Regions from separate parts of the Homo sapiens genome. Here region 2 is linked to region 1. A link is a loop called in an ENCODE intact Hi-C map of the cell type or tissue named here. Cell type or tissue: right lobe of liver. All regions are shown on one strand. Links, peaks and the distances in the headings refer to the core of each region. The heading gives the core; the rest is flanking DNA.

Region 1 (2,901 bases), core at 117-2,616:
AAGGGAGATATTCCAGAGGCAACTACCATGAGACCTCCCGGCAGAGAGGCTTGAAAACATCTTTTGTGTGTGGTACGCAAACCATTTCCCCTTTGGTGTCTCTTTGAAAGATTTTGGGAAGATTTAAACTTTTTTTCAATGATTTGGGGATGTCAGACTGGTGTTTTTTTGAGGGTGACACCGTGATGAGACTGGCCCCCAAGGCAGCCCCGTTTTACTCAGGTTATGGTAATAGAACTTCTGCAGCCTCAAAAGCAGCTTCCGCCGACTGAGCGCTCACCCCGGGGTCCGTGCTGGACTCAGCCTTGACTCGGATGCCCACCCTGAGCCCCACCCGAGAAAGGGATTATTTCATCCCTGCATTATTTCCTTAGAGCTGATGGCAGAATCTGCTCATCTCCAAATTCGCTGTCTCCCCGTTAGGAGTGAGCTTGGTGAGGGCTCCAATCTGGTCTCCCCCGTTCATTGCTGAGTCCCTGGCACCCAGCATCAGCCCCGCATGGAGCAGCTAGTCAATAAAGCTTTGCTGGACACATTTCAGATGAAGAGACTGAGGGTCAGAGAGGTCACATGGCTTGCTTGGAAGAAACATCAGATTTGTCTGGCTCAAGAGTCCACTTCTGGCTCCCCCCTCACACAGTTGCTTAAGAGACCCCCAGCCCAAGACAGCCTCAGAGCCTGGGTCTTCCCCCCCTCCGCCCATTCTCAGGCCCTTATACTAAAACCAGAGAGGCCTCTGAACTGCTGTCTGCCCCCCCAACCTTTTCCTTGCTTATCTGGGAATCACGCAAAAGTTGGCCAGAGTTAGCTCAGTCTCAGAGAAGCTGCATTCTTCTAGAGTCACTCGGTTTTGCGTGACCTGATTCAAATTTTCCATCTTTGTCACTTTGATTCCCACTCTGAGAAGTTTTCTCAGTACATATAACCTTACTATGTGATGACTGGCCTGGGTATTCATATGTGCACTTGTTACCTGTTGCTTATCTCCTGGGGGACCCCTGGTTCAGAGGGGTTTAAGCAGGTGTCCTGGTGAGACCGGGGTTATAATCAGAGACTCTCAGGGTTAGAGCTTGGCCCTGCCACTGAGTGGCCTTGGGAGTCTCATTTGACCTCTCTGAACCTTGGATTCCTCACTTGTGAAATGGGGACAGGTTGAGTTCCTGCATGGAAAGTGTCTTGCTTGATGTCTCGCCAAAAGACCAAAACTGCCGTCACTCACTGCCGGAGAGGCCCTGCACGTGGATATTAGAGTTTGCTGGGTTTTGTTTGTCCTGAGCGAATGTCCGTCCATGTACAGGCTGATGGATTTTGTAGGTGCAAGGTCCCTAACGCAATCAATCTCTCTCCTCAAAAGACCATGAGCATGCCTGGACTCAGAGAGCACCGTGTGTGGGGGGCTGGCGTGGGCACGTGTCCGCAGCTGGGACTGGCTTCTAGGGTTCTGGGCTCAGGCAGGAGGGCGGGGTCCCAGGAGGTCATCTCTCTCTCCTTACCCTGGAGCCTTTGGAATTTGGTTTCCAAATGTCCTGAATTCCTGTTCATTAATATGTGGCTCAGTACAGTGCTTGTCCCGGCAGCAGGAGCTTGGTTGGTGTTAGTCTGCTGGGGAATGGGATAAAGCAGAGAAATGTCAAGCTTTCCCTTAAAAACAAAAAACAAAAGCAAACCCTCACATCTCCCACCAATAACACACCATTGTTATCCCTGTACTTAAGACATGTTGTTGCCGGGCATGGTAGCTCACACTTGTAATCCCGACACTTTGGGAGGCTGAGGCGGGTGGGTCACCTGAGGTTGGGAGTTTGAGACCAGCCTGACCAACATGGAGAAACCTCGTCTCTACTAAAAATACAAAATTAGCCGGGCATGGTGGTGCATGCCTGTAATCCCAGCTGCTGGGGAGGCTGAGGCAGGAGAATGGCTGGAACCCGGGAGGTGGAGGTTGTGGTGAGCTGAGATCGCACCATTGCCCTCCAGCCTGGGCAACAAGAGCAAAACTCTGTAAGAAAAGAAAAGAAAGAAAGAAATGTTATTTTGGAAAAACATCTGCCTGAACTCCAGGCAGTACCAGCACCTTCCTTGTGTCCAGCGTTGCATGGGGAGTGCCAGACAGCAAGGCCCCACTTGTGGGCAGGTCTGTGCACTGTGACATGCCAGCCTCTTCACAGCCCAGGTCATCCTCACCTCCACCCCATGAGGTGCAACTAGATGAAACTGCCACTTCCCAGATAAGGAAGATGCACAGGGAGCTAAGAGGCCCGGCTGAAGGTCCCACAGTGAGAAAAGTCAGTAGCCCAGCTGTGGGCCTGAGCCCCAGGTGCTCCAGTGGGCAGGATGGAGTCCTGGTCTTCAGCAAGGCTCAGCTTGGTGGGGGAGACACATCCCCGACCCCAGACAGACTTTGAGTTCTGGCAGCTGGGCACTGGGGGAGCTTTCTGGGAACAAGCGTGAACCACACATGGTCCCTGCCCTGGAGTCGCTTACATCTCCCAGGAGAGGGGGATACATCCACAGACTGTGAACACATGGGCCTAAGAGGGGCCACCCAGGGCTGCAGAACTGATCCATCCCATACAAAATCACTGAAAAGACCCCCACAGACCTTGCTTAAAAATAGTCTTCTTGGCCAGGTGCAGTGGCTCACGCCTGTGATTCCAGCACTTTGAGAGGCTGAGGTGGGTGGATCACCTGAGGGCGGGAGTTCAAGACCAGCCTGGCCAACATGGGAAAACCCCGTCTCTACTAAAAATACAAAAAATTAGCCGGGTGTGGTGGCGGATGCCTGTAATCCCAGCTACTCGGGAGGCTGAGGCAGGAGAATCGCTTGAACCTAGGAGGCAGAGATTGCTTTGAGCTGAGATCACGCCGCTGCACTCCAGCCTGGGCACTAGAGCGAGACTC
Region 2 (2,901 bases), core at 306-2,805, 230 kb after region 1:
GTAACAAAGGGTGACACCGCTTTGAAACTCCGCTTCCTGCCCCCCACCAGCCTCCAGCCTGAACAAACACGCCCTCTCCTCGCTGGGCCTTTGTTGGGAGAGGTGGGGCTGGCCCAGGGCTGCGGTGGCAGCTTCCGCCCCTGCCAGGGCAACCCCAGCCAGGCTGGGGTCAGGGCTTCCACCCTCACCCCCACCACCCATCCTCCAGGCCCAGAAGCCCGAAGCCCACCTCCCACTCCCCTCTCCCCTTGGTTTCTCGAGGGTTCCTACTTGAGTGGGGGCGCCAGTGCTAGGCCCACCCGGTCAGGATCCAGATTGGCCCCCCATGCTGGGGACCTGGCTGTCAGGGGGGTCGTAACACCTTCCAAAGAGACACCCTGTCCCCACATCCCCACCATGGTGGTCCCCGCCTCACCCCTGTCCGCTGGGGCTCAGTCTAGCTTTTTCCCTGTCTGTCTCCTTCTTACCCTGCACACCCTGAAAACTCATCTCCATCCAACTCTGCCTCACTCTCCTCTCCCACCCCACCATTCCCACGTGCATACCGGGGCCCCAGCACACAAGATCCCCAAGCCCAGGCTATCCCGTCCCAGTGCCAGGACAAGACCACCAGCCCGGGTCCTCGGAGCCTCCCTCTCCCCGACGCCCCCTGGGACCCTCCCCTTGGCTGCTCACTCCCCTGGGGACTGTCCTCTGGCCATCCTGCTCCAGCCTCCACTGCGGGGACCCTCAGTCCCCTCCTCAGCCACCAGGCCACAAACCCTGCAGGACAGCCAGGCGCAGCGGATGGGGTGGCCTGGCGGCCAGGCCACTGGAGGCAGTCCCCAGGGAGCCCCGGCGAAAGGGAAGCAAGGATAGAAGTCATCTCGATGGCAACAGCCCTGAGGAAAAGGGGGTGCCGCCAAAGGTGAGCCAGGCTGGAGTGGGCTGGGAGCCTGCCAAGGACCCTGACGGCACCAAACCAGTGGGATATGGGCCAGTTGCACGGACCCTGCGGGGCTCCTCGGGACGTCTCCCCTCCACCAGCTGTGCTGATTTCACCCACACTGCCCGGGGGTCTCCCCTGGGCTCCCTAGCACTCCTGTGCCATCCCTGCCATGCACAGACCACTTTGAGCTGTCCTTGTCTCCATTGCCCCGCCCCCCTCCCCTGCCCATCTGGACTCCAGGGCCCTGCTAATCGCCAGGCACAGGGTGAGGGAAGGAAGGAAGGGAGGGAGGGAGGGAGGGAGGGAGGGACAGAGGGAGGAATGCTCCACCAACTACTCAGGTGCAGGCTGCCCCGACCTTGCAGGTCACGCCCACCCTCCGGGGAGGAACTGGCCCCAGCCTGGTGCTGGTCATTAACTCAATGCCTGGACTCGCCTGGTTAATGAATAATTAAGCTGGACAGAGTCTGACCTCGGGATGACCTTGAGCTGCCCGCTGCAATGTCCTCCCCCAGTTGGATATGTGACCCATTCAGAGCGACCCTGCTCTTCTTCCTCCCTATTGGTAGGTTCTGAATCCTGGGGAAGGACCAGACAGGAGAAGTCCTGACCCCAACTCCCGAGGGCCCCGGCCAGCCCAGGAGGCCACCACTCCAGCACACAGGGCATGAGGGACTCCTTTCTCTCCACACTCCTTGCACGTGGGCTTCCAGCGCTGAGCGACGCTAGGTCCAGCTCTTCCCCTACCCACAGCCACCCCACCCCTGAGTTTCAGTTTCTCCATCAGTCACCCAAGGAGGATGGGCTCAGCATGACTGTGATTCCCTCCATGTGGCTGTGGAAATGGGTGAGCATGTGGCAGTTGGAGCCAGATGCCTTGGAGACCACTTTGTCATGCATAAAACAGAACTTCAGAGCCGTAACCAGCTAGAAAGAAGCCCACAGCAAGCTGGGGGGACTGGGAGGAGGATAGGGTCTGCTGACCCACAGTCCTGGCCTGTCTCCCCTTTATGCTAACCCTCCCTGTTGGGCTTTGTCCATTATTCAATTCAATTCATTCATTCATTCATTCAGCAGCTATGTTAGGCAGGCCTCTGCATGAGCGGCCAGGGTGAACCAGGCAGGGTCTTGCCCTTGGGGAGGCCCAATCCAAGGGACGGAACCATCCAGAGCACTCAGCGCAGGTTTGCAGAGGACAGAGGCCCCCTCCCCTACCTGAGAGGTCAGAGGGCACCTGCAGCAGGGCCTCTCCCATGCTGAGCCTCAAGGAAGGGAAGAGAAGAGGGAGGCAGGAGCTCCTGGAGGAGCAACCGCAAGAGCAAAGGACTTGCAGAGAGAATGTTCCATTGGGAAAATTCCTAGCAGTTCGGTTTGCTTGGCTGTCTTGAGACACAATGAGCCACAGATAAGAGTTTTAAAAAAAGACTATAAGGAGCAAAAGGTTTGAAGCCGGGGTTTGAACCTGGGGAGAGTCTTGGTCAGATCTATTAAGTAATTGCGGTTTTTGCAATTCCTTTTTTTTTTTTTTTTTTGAGACAGAGTCACTCTGTCGCCTAGGCTGGAGTGCAGTGGCGTGATCTCAGCTCACTGCAGCTGTCGTCTCCTGGGTTCAAGCGACTCTCCTGCCTCAGCCCTGCCCCCCCACCCCCCCAGGAGCTGGGATTACAGGCGTGTGCCACCATGCCCAGCTAATTTTTGTATTTTTAGTGGAGACCAGGTTTCACTATGTTGGCCAGGTGGGTCTCGAACTCCTGACCTCAAGTGATCCAACTGTCTTAGCCTCCCAAAGTGCTGCGATTACAGGCATGAGCCGCTGTGCCTGGCCTACAATTACTTTTAATTGCAAAAACCACAGTTACTTTTGCACCAACCTAATACACTCTGGAAAGACGGCCCTGGCTGCTGCTGCGTGGAAAATGGCTTGAATGGAGCAAAGCCGCAGCCCTGGGTAGCTATAAGGGATCACCCGGGCA

The links. A loop is a pair of places that touch in the nucleus more often than their neighbours do. Peaks named below come from ENCODE experiments on the same cell type or tissue, not always from the same donor. Only the 100,000 strongest peaks of a DNase experiment are listed, where the experiment ranks them.
Region 2: it touches region 1 in a loop (2.3-fold over the local background); 6 of 110 quality-filtered maps call a loop at or near these places.

Annotation. Positions count from the first base shown.
Region 1 is chr9:129,322,900-129,325,800 of GRCh38, forward strand. No RefSeq gene overlaps it. Among named protein-coding and RNA genes, the nearest start is that of LINC02913, 3.3 kb to the left of the region's middle. RefSeq lists an enhancer at 1,677-2,178. In right lobe of liver, for the core only: no CTCF peak of the experiment used is centred there; a DNase peak (open chromatin) is centred at 1,212; H3K27ac peaks cover 2,500 bases.
Region 2 is chr9:129,557,597-129,560,497 of GRCh38, forward strand. No RefSeq gene overlaps it. Among named protein-coding and RNA genes, the nearest start is that of C9orf50, 62 kb to the right of the region's middle. RefSeq lists enhancers at 644-1,289, 1,302-1,446 and a cis regulatory region at 1,367-1,380. In right lobe of liver, for the core only: no CTCF peak of the experiment used is centred there; DNase peaks (open chromatin) are centred at 867 and 1,325; H3K27ac peaks cover 2,335 bases.